2 separate regions of the Homo sapiens genome follow, and region 1 is linked to region 2. Evidence: chromatin contacts called from ENCODE Hi-C or POLR2A ChIA-PET data. All regions are on one chromosome and are shown on one strand. Each heading gives the region's core, a stretch centred on a gene start or an enhancer-like site at or near the end of the contact. The rest is flanking DNA. Distances are from core to core; before and after follow the strand shown. Region 1 overlaps KIAA1549. Region 2 overlaps SVOPL (SVOP like).

Region 1 (5,834 bases), core at 1,020-3,519, 270 kb before region 2:
AGGCTCCTGTGGGGCTGCCCTAGCCTGTCCTTGTCTCCTCTCACTGACACGCTTGTGGCCTCGCGGGTTGCTCAGCCTTCAAGGCTCCTGTGGGGCTGCACTAGCTGGTCCTTGAAGTTCCTTCCAGCTCCTTCCACTTGGTTCTTTTGTAATGTTAAGGACATCCCCTTAGAAAAAGGGAAGAGTTTTTTCTTTGGATGTGGTTTTTCAAAATCTTAAAAATTATTTAGCACCATGGTAACCGATACTGTTTCAGATAGACAGGATTAGAATCTCGTTTTGATCCTTGGAAAGAAATATTTGGGGGGGCGTGGAAAGAGCTCTGGATTTTTCCAAGTTCTGTTCATTGCTTATCTGAGAAAACCTTACTTTCAGTGCCTGCATTTAATGCCTTCTGATGGTATTACAGCCAGTATATTCTATAAGAATAACAAAAATCAAACACCACTCTCAACATAGGCTCAGAATCCAGGTAGTAAGCATCACAGCTCTGGGACCGAGAGCTTGAATGTGAAGGAAAGAAGCGAATTAGATGATTTTGTGAATATTAGAAGCTCAGATGCTGCTGTTACAATTTGAAGAGATAGCAGAATCTGTACATTATTTTCATGTTGTAGAAAGATAGTTTTCTCACTATAAATATCAATTTACTTTTAGAACTTTACTTCTTGAAAGGTGCCATTAGATAGCTTTAATGCTGCTGTGTAGGTATTTTATTGCTTGCATAGAAAATTAAATATCCTATTTTAAAATATTCTGAGTTTTTCTCCTAGCTTTCAGTTATTTTATTTTTTAAAATTTTTTGCTTTTTGAGACAGAGTCTCTTCCTGTTGCCTAGGCTGTAGGGCAGTGGTGCTATCTTGGCTCACTGCAACCTCTGCCTCCCAGGCTCAAACGATTCTCATGACTCAGCCTCCCGAGTAGCTGGGATTACAGACGTATACCACCACACCTGGCCAATTTTTGTATTTTTAGTAGAAATGGGGTTTTGCCATGTTGGCCAGGCTGGTCTTGAACTCCTGGCCTTATGTGATCTGCCCACCTCGGCCTCCCAAAGTGCTGGGATTACAGGCGTGAGCCACCATGTTCGGCCTGTTTTATAATTCACATAAAAATATTTCTTTTGTTGAAAGTCGTAATGAAGTAAAAATTAATGGAGGTGGGGAGCGGGGAGGGAGGCTGCTTGAGATCCATTATGGAGCCCTCTTCCATGTTGCCATGGGACCAGCGTTCCCTCTCACTCCTGCGGGTGGTACAGCTACCGGCTCTCTTTAGGCTTCTTGGCAAGGCTGTTGACGACTGTCCCAGGTCATGTGGCATATTAAGGACCCACCTTGCAATGGAAGCTGAGAGAACACTGTTGTTTCAGTTTTGGTAAATTGGAGGTTGTGCTTTATTCCTTTTCCAGCTGACTGTTTTTGGAAGGTGACTAGGCCCTGACACATACCCTCATGGCCATCCATGAACCCTTAAGAGATTATTTACTCAGATGTCACTGTGTTCCCAGCTATTCTAGCTTTAAAATAACTCAAATCATAACCACTGGATCCCCTTAGTGAAGATGTGAAGGGAGAGATGAGGCAGGAGATGGGCTGCCATTGCTGCGTCTGTGCATAATTGTAGTTTTTCTCTCGCTCCCCTTTATCATCAGGAATATACCAAGTAGGTAAGGATTGCAAAATACTCAGCATTCTTTTATGCTCTCCTTAGATTGCATGTGTGCAAGTGTGTGATTTTTAAGTAGTTAAAACTTCATTTGAATTCCACAAATTCCAAATTCTAGAATTTCATGTGCAAACCAAGCTGACACTGACTTTTGCATGTGCTAAGGAGCTTGCAGTGCTCGCTTCAGCAGCATATAGACTAAAATTGAAAGGCAACAAAGAAGATGAGCGTGGCCCCTGTGCAAGGATGACATGCATATTGGGGAAGCATTCCATATTTTAAAAAAATTAAAAGAGTTTGCAAAATAGTTTAAATGAGATTGAGTACATATAACAATGAAGTTTTTCAAGTAATTTTGGAGTACTGTACCATTTATAAAATGATTGAGATCATAAAGTAGAATTCTTATCTTTTCATGAAGGCAGATTCCTAGAGACCTTTTCAAGGTAAAATTTTATAAACATAGTGGAGATGACTGTAGTCATTGAGTCATCCGTTTAGCAAATGCTTGCTAAGTGCCTGTGGTCAGGTGCTGGTGATATACAATGAAGATGAGATAAATGTGATTGCTGTCTCACAGGATGTTAACGTGGGTTGCGCACATTAGTAAAGATGTGGTTTTCCAGCCTGGGCTACGTAGCGAGACTCTGACTCTACAAAAAAAAAAACAGAAAAAATTAGCCAGGCCTGGTGGTGTGTGCCTGTGGTCCCAGCTACTGAAGAGGCTGAGGTGGGAGGATCGCTTGAGCCTGGGAGGTCGAGGCTGCAGTGATCTGTGATTGCATCACCACACTCCAGTCTGGGTGACAGAGCGAGACCCTGTCTCGGGGGACAAAAAAAGTGGTTTGACTGTGTTTACTTGTAGATAATGAAATAATATTTCTTTAAAAATGCTCTCTTGCTTTGTCATTTTAGTAATTCAGGCTGAACTATTCTCTTTCATTCTGCTTTGTTGACATTATCCTGTTCTATACAATCCCATATGCTGTAATTTTTTATTTTTTATTTTTTTGCTTACCCAGTCTCGAGTGCAGTGGCACAATCACAGCTCACTGCAGCCTTGACCTCCTGGGCTCAAGCAGTCCTCTCACCTCAGCCTCCTGAGTAGCTGGGACTACAGGAGCATACCACGCCCAGCTAACTTTTTATTTACTTTTTGTAGAGACGAGGTCTTGCCATGTTGCCCAGGCTGGTTTTGAACTCCTGGGCTCAAGCGATCCTCCTGCCTTAGCCTTCCAAAGTGCTGGGATTATAGGCATGAGCCACTATGCCCAGCGTTTTTCTTTCTTTTTAAGATTTTTATTTGTATTTTAACTGATGGTAAGAAAACATATAAATTTATGGTGTACAACATGATGTGTTTTTTGCTTTTATTATTTTTAGTTGATACATAATACTTGCAAATATTTATGGGGGACATTGTGATATTTCCATGTATGAATATACTGTGTGATGATCAAATCAGGGTAATTAGCATATCTGTCACCACAGACAAAGTTATCATTACTTTGCCTTGGGAACATTCAAAATATGCTCTTCAAGCTAATTGAAAATATGCAATAAATTATTAGAGTTACCCTACAGTGCCTACAGGTGCTCAACCCATTCCTCCTCTCTAGCTGTGCACTTTTATTTTTATTTTTTTGAGACACGGTCTCACTCTGTTGCCCAGGCTGGGGTGCAGTGGTGCAGTCATGGCTCACTGCAGCCTTGACCTTCCAGGCACAGGTGATCATCTCTTCTCAGCCTCCCGAGTAGCTGGGCCTACAGGTGTACACCACCACGCCGGGTTATTTTTTGTAGAGATGGGGTTACGCCATGTTGCCTAGGCTGGTCTAGAACTCCTGGGCTCAAGTTACCCTCCCGCCTCAGCCTATCAAAGTGCTGGGATTACAGGCGAGAGCCACCATGTCCAGCCTCTAGTTGTGCTTTTGTATCTGTTAACCAGCTTTTGTCTATGTCCCTCCTCTTCCCTTCCCAGCCTCAAGTAACCTCTAGTCTACTCTCCACTTCTAGATCAACTTTCCAGCTTCCACATATGAGTGAGAACAGTGCAGTGTTTATCCTTCTGTGCCTGGCCTATTTTACTTAATGTCATCCAAGCTCAGCCATATTGCTGCAAATGGCAGGATTTCCTTCTTTCTTGTGGCTAAATGATGATGTTTTGATATGTGTATGCATTGTGAAATGGCTAAATCAAGCTATTTAACATATACATTACCTCACATACTTATTTTTTGTGATAACACTTAAAATCTACTCTCTTACCTGTTTTCAAGTATACAATATATTGTTATTGATTATAGTTACCATGAGGTACAATAGGTATCTTGACTCTATAGTAAAATTTATATCATTACTTTTAAAAAATAATTGAAGAGAAAGGGGTTTTAATCCCAAGTTCCTACTAGCCTTAAGGCAGGATTCACACAGCATTAATCTCTGTGTGTCCATTGTGCTTTGTACTAATCATTATTACCCAGGGAGCTTTTTTAGAAAAATTGTGCAATGCATAGCAAACAATAATATATATTATATAATTATATTTATTAATATATGATATAGAAGTATGTAATATATAATTACTAATAGTAATATATTACTAATTACTAATTATATATTACATATACAGTTCTATAAACAAAAATATATACTAATATATAATATGTGTGATATAATTATATAATATATATGTGTGATATATATTATATGTATATGTAAAAAAATTTAAAGCCCCTCTTTTCAGCCATGTTGAAGGACTGGCTTCTGGGCAGTATGGAAGCTGGAAGATTTTCTGCACCTCTTATTTCCTCTCCTCCGCTTGGTCCCTCAGCTCTGTAGAGTGGCCCAGGGTTTGTGCATCCCCTCCTCTGGTTGCAGTCTGTGAACAGTTCAGCGAGGGTGAAGCAAGGGCCGTGACTACAGTGGGAGGGGGTGAGCCGGGCTCTGGACAGGAGCCCAGTCTTAGGCTGCTGCTCCAGTGGTACCCAGGCAGGGCTGACAGCCCAGTAGGGAGGGGCCTTTTTTTTTTTTTTTTTTTAATGCCTGTCACCTTTGTCTCCCAGCAACCCAGAAGTCTCTGCCACCCTGGAGGAAAGTGATCCCACTTCTAGGTATCAGTAGCTTAATGGGCTACCCTCTGTGACATTTATTGTTACTCTATAAGTCTGGGTTAAGCAGGGCTAGCCTGTCTGGAGAAGCTCATGATCTCCTTTTAGGCATTATGCCTGCAACTTGAGTAGCTGCCACCGATGAATGGTGGTGCCTGGCTGTGCTTCCATTGCACAAATGCACAAATAGTCAGGTTCCTTCTAGGTATGGGGCCAAGAAAGAAAGCTTGAGCATAGCTGGAGTCCAGACAATGGTGTCCTCTGGCTCAGACAGACATCATTCATTCAGAATCAGCCAAATGACTTCTGATTGCTTGGGATAATGAATGTAATTCAAATTGAGAGAAAATACAGATTTACATAGCAATGCTGTGCTTTCCTTATATGAAACATCAACTACTGCTTCTTACTGCTTTGCTCATCTATGTTTTTTACACCGAGGAGAGACCTTTGTGTTTTTCACTTATGCTTTGAAGTTTCAAATGTTAGGCTTTTGTTTAGAAGCACTTTCTGCATGTGCGTATTCCCTCTGTCAGCCTGCTGGCCATTTATTTGAAAGCAACATCCAGAAGTGACTGGCTGATTAGAAGAAGGGCATCAGTTGATCTTTTTTTGGCGGGGGTTGGGGGACAGGGTCTCACTCTGTCACCCAGGCTGGAATGTAGAGACATGATCTCGGCTCACTGCACCCTCTACCTCCTGGGCTTAAGGGATCCTCCCACCTCAGCCTTCTGAGTGACTAGGACTACAGGCATGTGCCACCACGCCCAACTAATTAAAAAAAATTGTAGAGACAAGGTCTTAACTATGTTGCCCAGGCTGGTCTCAAACTCCTGGGCTCAAGCAATCCTCTTGCCTCAGCCTCTCAAAGTGCTGGGATGACAGGCATGAGCCATTGTGCCTGGCCAGTTGATCTTCTTAAGTGTGAGTAACTAGCTCTTTCTACTCAGCCCGTCTTCATTTTTCTCTTTCTCTTTTTTCAAAATTAAAGTGTATTGGGATTATCTCTACTGTAAAAATAATACTTATTACAGAAAATCCTCATTATCAAAAATAAAA
Region 2 (5,445 bases), core at 138-2,637:
GCACCGCCCTTAATCCATTTAACCCTGAGTGGACACAGCACATGTTTCAGAGAGCACAGGGTTGGGGGTAAGGTCACAGATCAACAGGATCCCAAGACAGAGGAATTTTTCTTAGTGCAGAACAAAATGAAAAGTCTCCCATGTCTACCTCTTTCTACACAGACCCGGCAACCATCCGATTTCCCAATCCTTTCCCCGCCTTTCCCGCCTTTCTATTCCACAAAGCCGCCATTGTCATCCTGGCCCGTTCTCAATGAGCTGTTGGGCACACCTCCCAGACGGGGTGGCGGCCGGGCAGAGGCTGCAATCTCGGCACTTTGGGAGGCCAAGGCAGGCGGCTGGGAGGTGTAGGTTGTCGAAGCTATATATTATTAACTATTGTCATACCATAATGGTATAGAGCATTAGAACTTATTCCTCCTATCTAGCTTTAATTTTCAATCTTTTAACCAAAGTCTTATCTTTCAAGGGTCACAAAAAAACCCTAATTTAATGGTTACAGCCGAAAGATGATCTTTTTGTCCTATATAAATGCCTGATGTTCTCTTGAAGCATGGGGAAAAAAAATCAGCTCGTAAGATGACAGAGAACTTCACAAGTTAATGGGAATCAAATTACATCCATTTAATTTTTTCAGAAGTGATTTCCAATAAGCCATGAACTTATTGAGAAACTGTACGTTGTCAAAGATCAACAGAGCTGGGCACTAGTTAAAGGGGTAAGGATTGGTTTGGTTTTTGTTTTGTTTTGTTTTGTTTTGTTTTGTTTTGGGGTTGGGGGTTTTTGAGACAGAGTCTTGCTCTGTCGCCTAGGCTGGAGTGCAATGGTGCGATCTCAGCCCACTACAACCTCTGCCTCCTGGGTTCAAGCAATTCTCATGCCTCAGCGTCCCGAGTAGCTAGGACTACAGGCGCACACCACCATGCCCCACTAATTTTTTTATTTTTAATAGAGACGAGGGTTTGCCATGTTGGCAGGGCTGGTCTAAAACTCCTAACCTCAAGTGATCTGTCCACCTTGGCTTCCGAAAAGTGCTGGGATTACAGGCGTGAGCCACTGTGCCCGGCCAAGGTTTTAATCAGTAATAACTATTGCAAAAGAGAAGAGTCCACGGTGAACTGAACTCAGCCTCCATTTGTACAGAGGTGACTGGGTGTTTCAAAGGGAGAGTGGCAGCGGTCTTAGGAGGGTGGCAGGGGCTTGAGCACAGTCAGTGAAGTGAAACATTACAAATACCTGTAAGTGGGTGTCAGTCTGTGTAAATCCCACCTGGATTTGCTAAGTGGCGCTCTTTAAAGTTAGGCTCTGTCAAGGCTGGGAACCTGGGGCCCTATCTTCAGATGTCAGCTAGAACAAATAGATTCTTGGGCAGCCTTGAGTTTTCTCAGGGAGGCCCTTCAAGGGTGGCTGGAGCCTCATAAGGGTGTGTCCTTGAGCTCTTAGAAACTACGTTAGTGTTTAAGTGTCAGGGCAAGGTCAAGGCCTAGTGGAGAAGAGGGCTCATAGGAGCTGGGCTAGGGTTCGGTCAAGGAGAGGATCTTAGCCTCTAATTTATAAATATGTTTGTGTGTGCTGTATTTTGAGTGATTTAAGAGTTTTCCCAAGGGCAATTTTGACCACGTGATTTTTTTTCTTCCATCCTGAAAACACAAAAACCTACAAAGTAGAATTGAAACTTTACTAATATCTCACCATTTAATGATAACAAAGATAAACATTTTAATGAGGCTTTTAAAATATATTTTTCTATGTGTGTGTGTATAAATATGCATATACATTGTTAGTGATGTAGGCTCAAATAAAAAAAAAAAGAGTATAAATTTCACCCAAATATCATAGTACTTTTTATAGCCTGCTCTTTTACTCTCTCTCTCTTTTTCTTTTTTTATGTATGGACAGAGGAGAGGGAGGGGAGAAAGAAAAGAAAAGGAAGGAAGGAAAGGAAAAGGAAGAAAAAGATCTTTTGTTCGTATGTTGTAGACATTTTTCATGTCCATAAATATAAAAAATAGGCATTAAGCTGAAAAATATTTCATTGTATGTATATCCCAGAAGTTACTTTTCAGTTAGTTCTGTATTATTGAACATCTCAACTATTTCAGAAAGATTTTAATATAAACCACAATAATAAGGCTAGGCATGCTGGCTCACATCTATAATCCCAGAATTTTGGGAGGCTGAGGCAGGCATCGGATCATTTGCGGTCAGGAGTTAGAAACCAGCCTGGCCAACATGGCAAAACCCCGTCTCTACTAAACAAAAATTATCTGAGTGTGGTGGCGGGTGCCTTTAATCCCAGCTACTCTGGAGGCTGAAGCAGGAGAATCGATTGAAACTGGGAGGTGGAGGTTGCAGTGAGCTGAGATCACGCCACTGCATTCCATCCTGGGCAGCAGAACGAGACTCTATCCCTCTCCCCACCCCCAACGCCCCCACCCCCCCCAAAAAAAAAACAGTAATGAGCATCCTTGTGCTTGCTTTTGTTTTTTGTTTTGTTTTGTTTTAAGACAGGGTCTCACTCTGTTGCCCAGGCTGACAGGCAGTGGTGCGATCACAGCTTATTGCCACCTCAACTTCCTGGGCTCACATGATCCTCCTATCTCAGTCTCCTGAGTAGCTGGGACTGCAGGTGCTCACCACCACACCCTGCTATTTTTTTTTTTTTTTTTTTTTGTAGAGGTGGTGTCTTGCCATGTTGCCCAGGTTGGAGGCTGGGCTTGAACTCCTGGGCTCAAGCAATCCTCCCACTTTGGCTCCTAAAGTGCTGGGATTACAGGCGTGAGCCATCGGGCCCAGCTGTGCTTACATTTTTATCCAATTGTGCAATTATCTCCTTAGGGTGAATCCCTAGAAATTGGATTGGTAGGTGAAGGGGTCTGCTCGCTTTCATTTTGGTACATTGTGCTCAAGTCCTCTTGGGCGAGCTTGTCCCAGTGCCTGAGAGCCTTGTTGCTTCACATATCGGCCACAGATGTTAGTCTTTCATCTTTGCCAATCTCACTGGCAATAAATGATACCTCTTTATTATTGTAATTAGTGTTTCTTTTATTAGGAATGGTACTGAATGTTCTTATTCATATTTTAATTGGGTAATTTATCTTTTTTAGCTTGCCCACTCAGGTACTTGCCCATTTTTCAATTCAGTCTTTAAAGCATGGATCTGTAAGAGCCTTTCATAAATATGTGTGTATATATATGTGTGGGTGGGTGGGTTTGTCTATAAAGGATTTTTAGCAGTTTTTCTGACATATTACAAATATTCCGTATTTGGCAATTACGTTGCAGAGATTTGTTATTTGTCTTTCATTCTTGTTCGTGTTCTCCTTTTTCTGTGCGGGGTTCATAGACACTCAAATGTATCAGTATTTCTCTGTATATTTCTCGAGTCTGCAACTAGGATTATAAAAAACACACACCTCTTTTCTTCCAGGCCTTCTATGGCATTTTCTTTTTTGAGAGGGCAAGGGGGGGGAGTGTACACTTTTGATTGAAGTATAACATACACGTGGAAGTGCCCACATCGTACATGTCCAACTTACTCACATTTCACAGAGTGAATGCAACCCAGATTCTGACCCAGACATCCCTGCTGTGCCCTCTTCCAGGCCGTGGGCGTCTGTTGAGGCGTGAGGTCCAATGCCGGAAACAGCTGTACAATTTCCCCCAGTGGCAAGCCGGCTGTCTCAACACGACGTATTGAAAATCCATTTTTTACTCATAGGTTAGAAATGTCTGTTTGCTTATGTTCCCGCAATTGGCCTATTTCTAGCTCGCTATTTTAGTCCATTGATCTGTCTGCTTTTGTCACTGACATGTTCTTTTTATTACTCTAATGAGATTTATAGCACGTTTTTTAAACTGGCTGTTCTAAACCCACTTCATTGCTCTTTTTCAGAATCACTTAGTAACATTCCACCCAAATCCTATTAACATTTTAATTGTTAATGTGTTCAATGTAACAGCTAATAGAGGAAAAATTGACTTTTTTTCTGATAGCGTTGTCTATGTATCCAAGAACAAGGTTTGTCTCTTTCTTTGTCCAATCTTTCCTCCTATGGCCCTTGCTGGGATTTTATTGTCTTCTTCAAATAGATCCTATGTGTCTTGCTATGTTTATTCCTAGGCATCTTATGGCATTTTGTTGTTATTAGGAATGGATTGTTTTCTTTCATTATAACTTCTATTTTAACATTCCAAGTAGTTATCTATATTTAGAAGGCTATTGATTTTTTTAATATTGATTTTTAAACAACCAGCTTACTGAATGCATTCCTAATACTTTCTCATTTGAGTCTCTTGAGTTTTTCAGGTTTATAATTGTAGCCCTTCTGCGATTTCTATTTATCCCTTGATGCTGAATGCTTCCAATCAGCATTTAATATGCTTCGGGTTCCACAGCTTCCAAGCTGTAAAATCAACCTTGTTCACTACTGCTTTTCTCCTCTTTCCAGCTAACCTCCTTAAAAGAGTTCTCTTCCTGCTTCATTTCCTGCCTTCCACTCATTCCTTCACCTCCTCCAAGCTGGCTGCAGCCATCTCTACTCCACCAAAATCATTCTTGGTAAGGTCTCCAGTGACCTCTGTGTCTCTAGGTTCAAAGGTCGTTTTAACCCCTCATCTCACCTGACCTTTGACCTGCGTTAAGGACTGCTGGCCGTGCTCTCCCTCCGGCATCCCGTGTTCCCTTCTGGTGGCTCCATCACTTGCACTCTGTGGGTTTCCTCCGACCTCTGTGGCCGCTGCTTCCCCATGTCTTTGTGACTTGTCTTCCTCTACTCTTTCTTTGGTTGTGGATTTCTTATTGCTCAATATTAGACCCTTATAGTTTCTTATTTCACTCTCCATTGAGATGGTATCATCCATTTTATGACTTTAGTTACCAGTGACTTCCTCATGAACCCCAAACTTCTATCTCTAGACGAGGCCTTGCTTCTCGCTCCAGATTCATCCACCTGATTATCTCCCCAGCATTTTCGCCTGGATGTCTCAAAAGCATCTTAAATCTAGCATGTTTGAAATTAAACTCCTGACATCTCTCCCCAAACCCGTCTGGCCTCCCTGCTGTGAGCTCTTATGGCACCTTGAGCTTTTCCTTCATATCACTTATTGTATTGAGAGAGGAGAATGAAAAAAAAAACAAAAAACAGTTAAGCAGACAGTTAGGGCAAGTCCTCCATAGAATTCTTTTTTTGTTTTGTTTTGTTTTCTTGAGACAGAGTCTAGCTCTGTCACCCAGGCTGGAGTGCAATGGTATGATCCCAGCACACTGCAACCTCTGCCTCCTGGGTTCAAGCAATTCTCCTGCCTCAGCCTCCTGAGTAGCTGGGATAACAGGCATGCGCCACCACGCCCGGCTCATTTTTGTATTTTTAGTAAAGATGGGGTTTCACCATGTTGGCCAGGCTGGTCTTGAACTCCTGACCTCAGGTGATCCACCTGCCTCCG

Evidence for each region. A loop is a pair of places that touch in the nucleus more often than their neighbours do. ChIA-PET counts read pairs that join two places held with the same protein, here RNA polymerase II (POLR2A).
Region 1: a map with no recorded cell type shows a loop between it and region 2 (3-fold over the local background). The contact joins two enhancer-like sites. A Hi-C loop is called at or near these places in 1 of 37 single-sample maps with no recorded cell type. POLR2A ChIA-PET finds 5 or more read pairs at or near these places in 1 of 52 experiments (OCI-LY7).

Annotation. Positions count from the first base shown.
Region 1 is chr7:138,872,471-138,878,304 of GRCh38, reverse strand. All of the region lies in intron 12 of KIAA1549, which reads left to right. It also overlaps the pseudogene RNU6-1272P. Among named protein-coding and RNA genes, the nearest start is that of ATP6V0A4, 77 kb to the right of the region's middle. Within about 2 kb of position 2,269, at least 3 of the 41 ENCODE cell types and tissues checked have a DNase peak (open chromatin) inside an H3K27ac peak, as active enhancers do.
Region 2 is chr7:138,606,718-138,612,162 of GRCh38, reverse strand. All of the region lies in intron 14 of SVOPL (SVOP like), which reads left to right. Among named protein-coding and RNA genes, the nearest start is that of SVOPL, 92 kb to the left of the region's middle. RefSeq lists a silencer at 1,025-1,319. Within about 2 kb of position 1,387, at least 3 of the 41 ENCODE cell types and tissues checked have a DNase peak (open chromatin) inside an H3K27ac peak, as active enhancers do.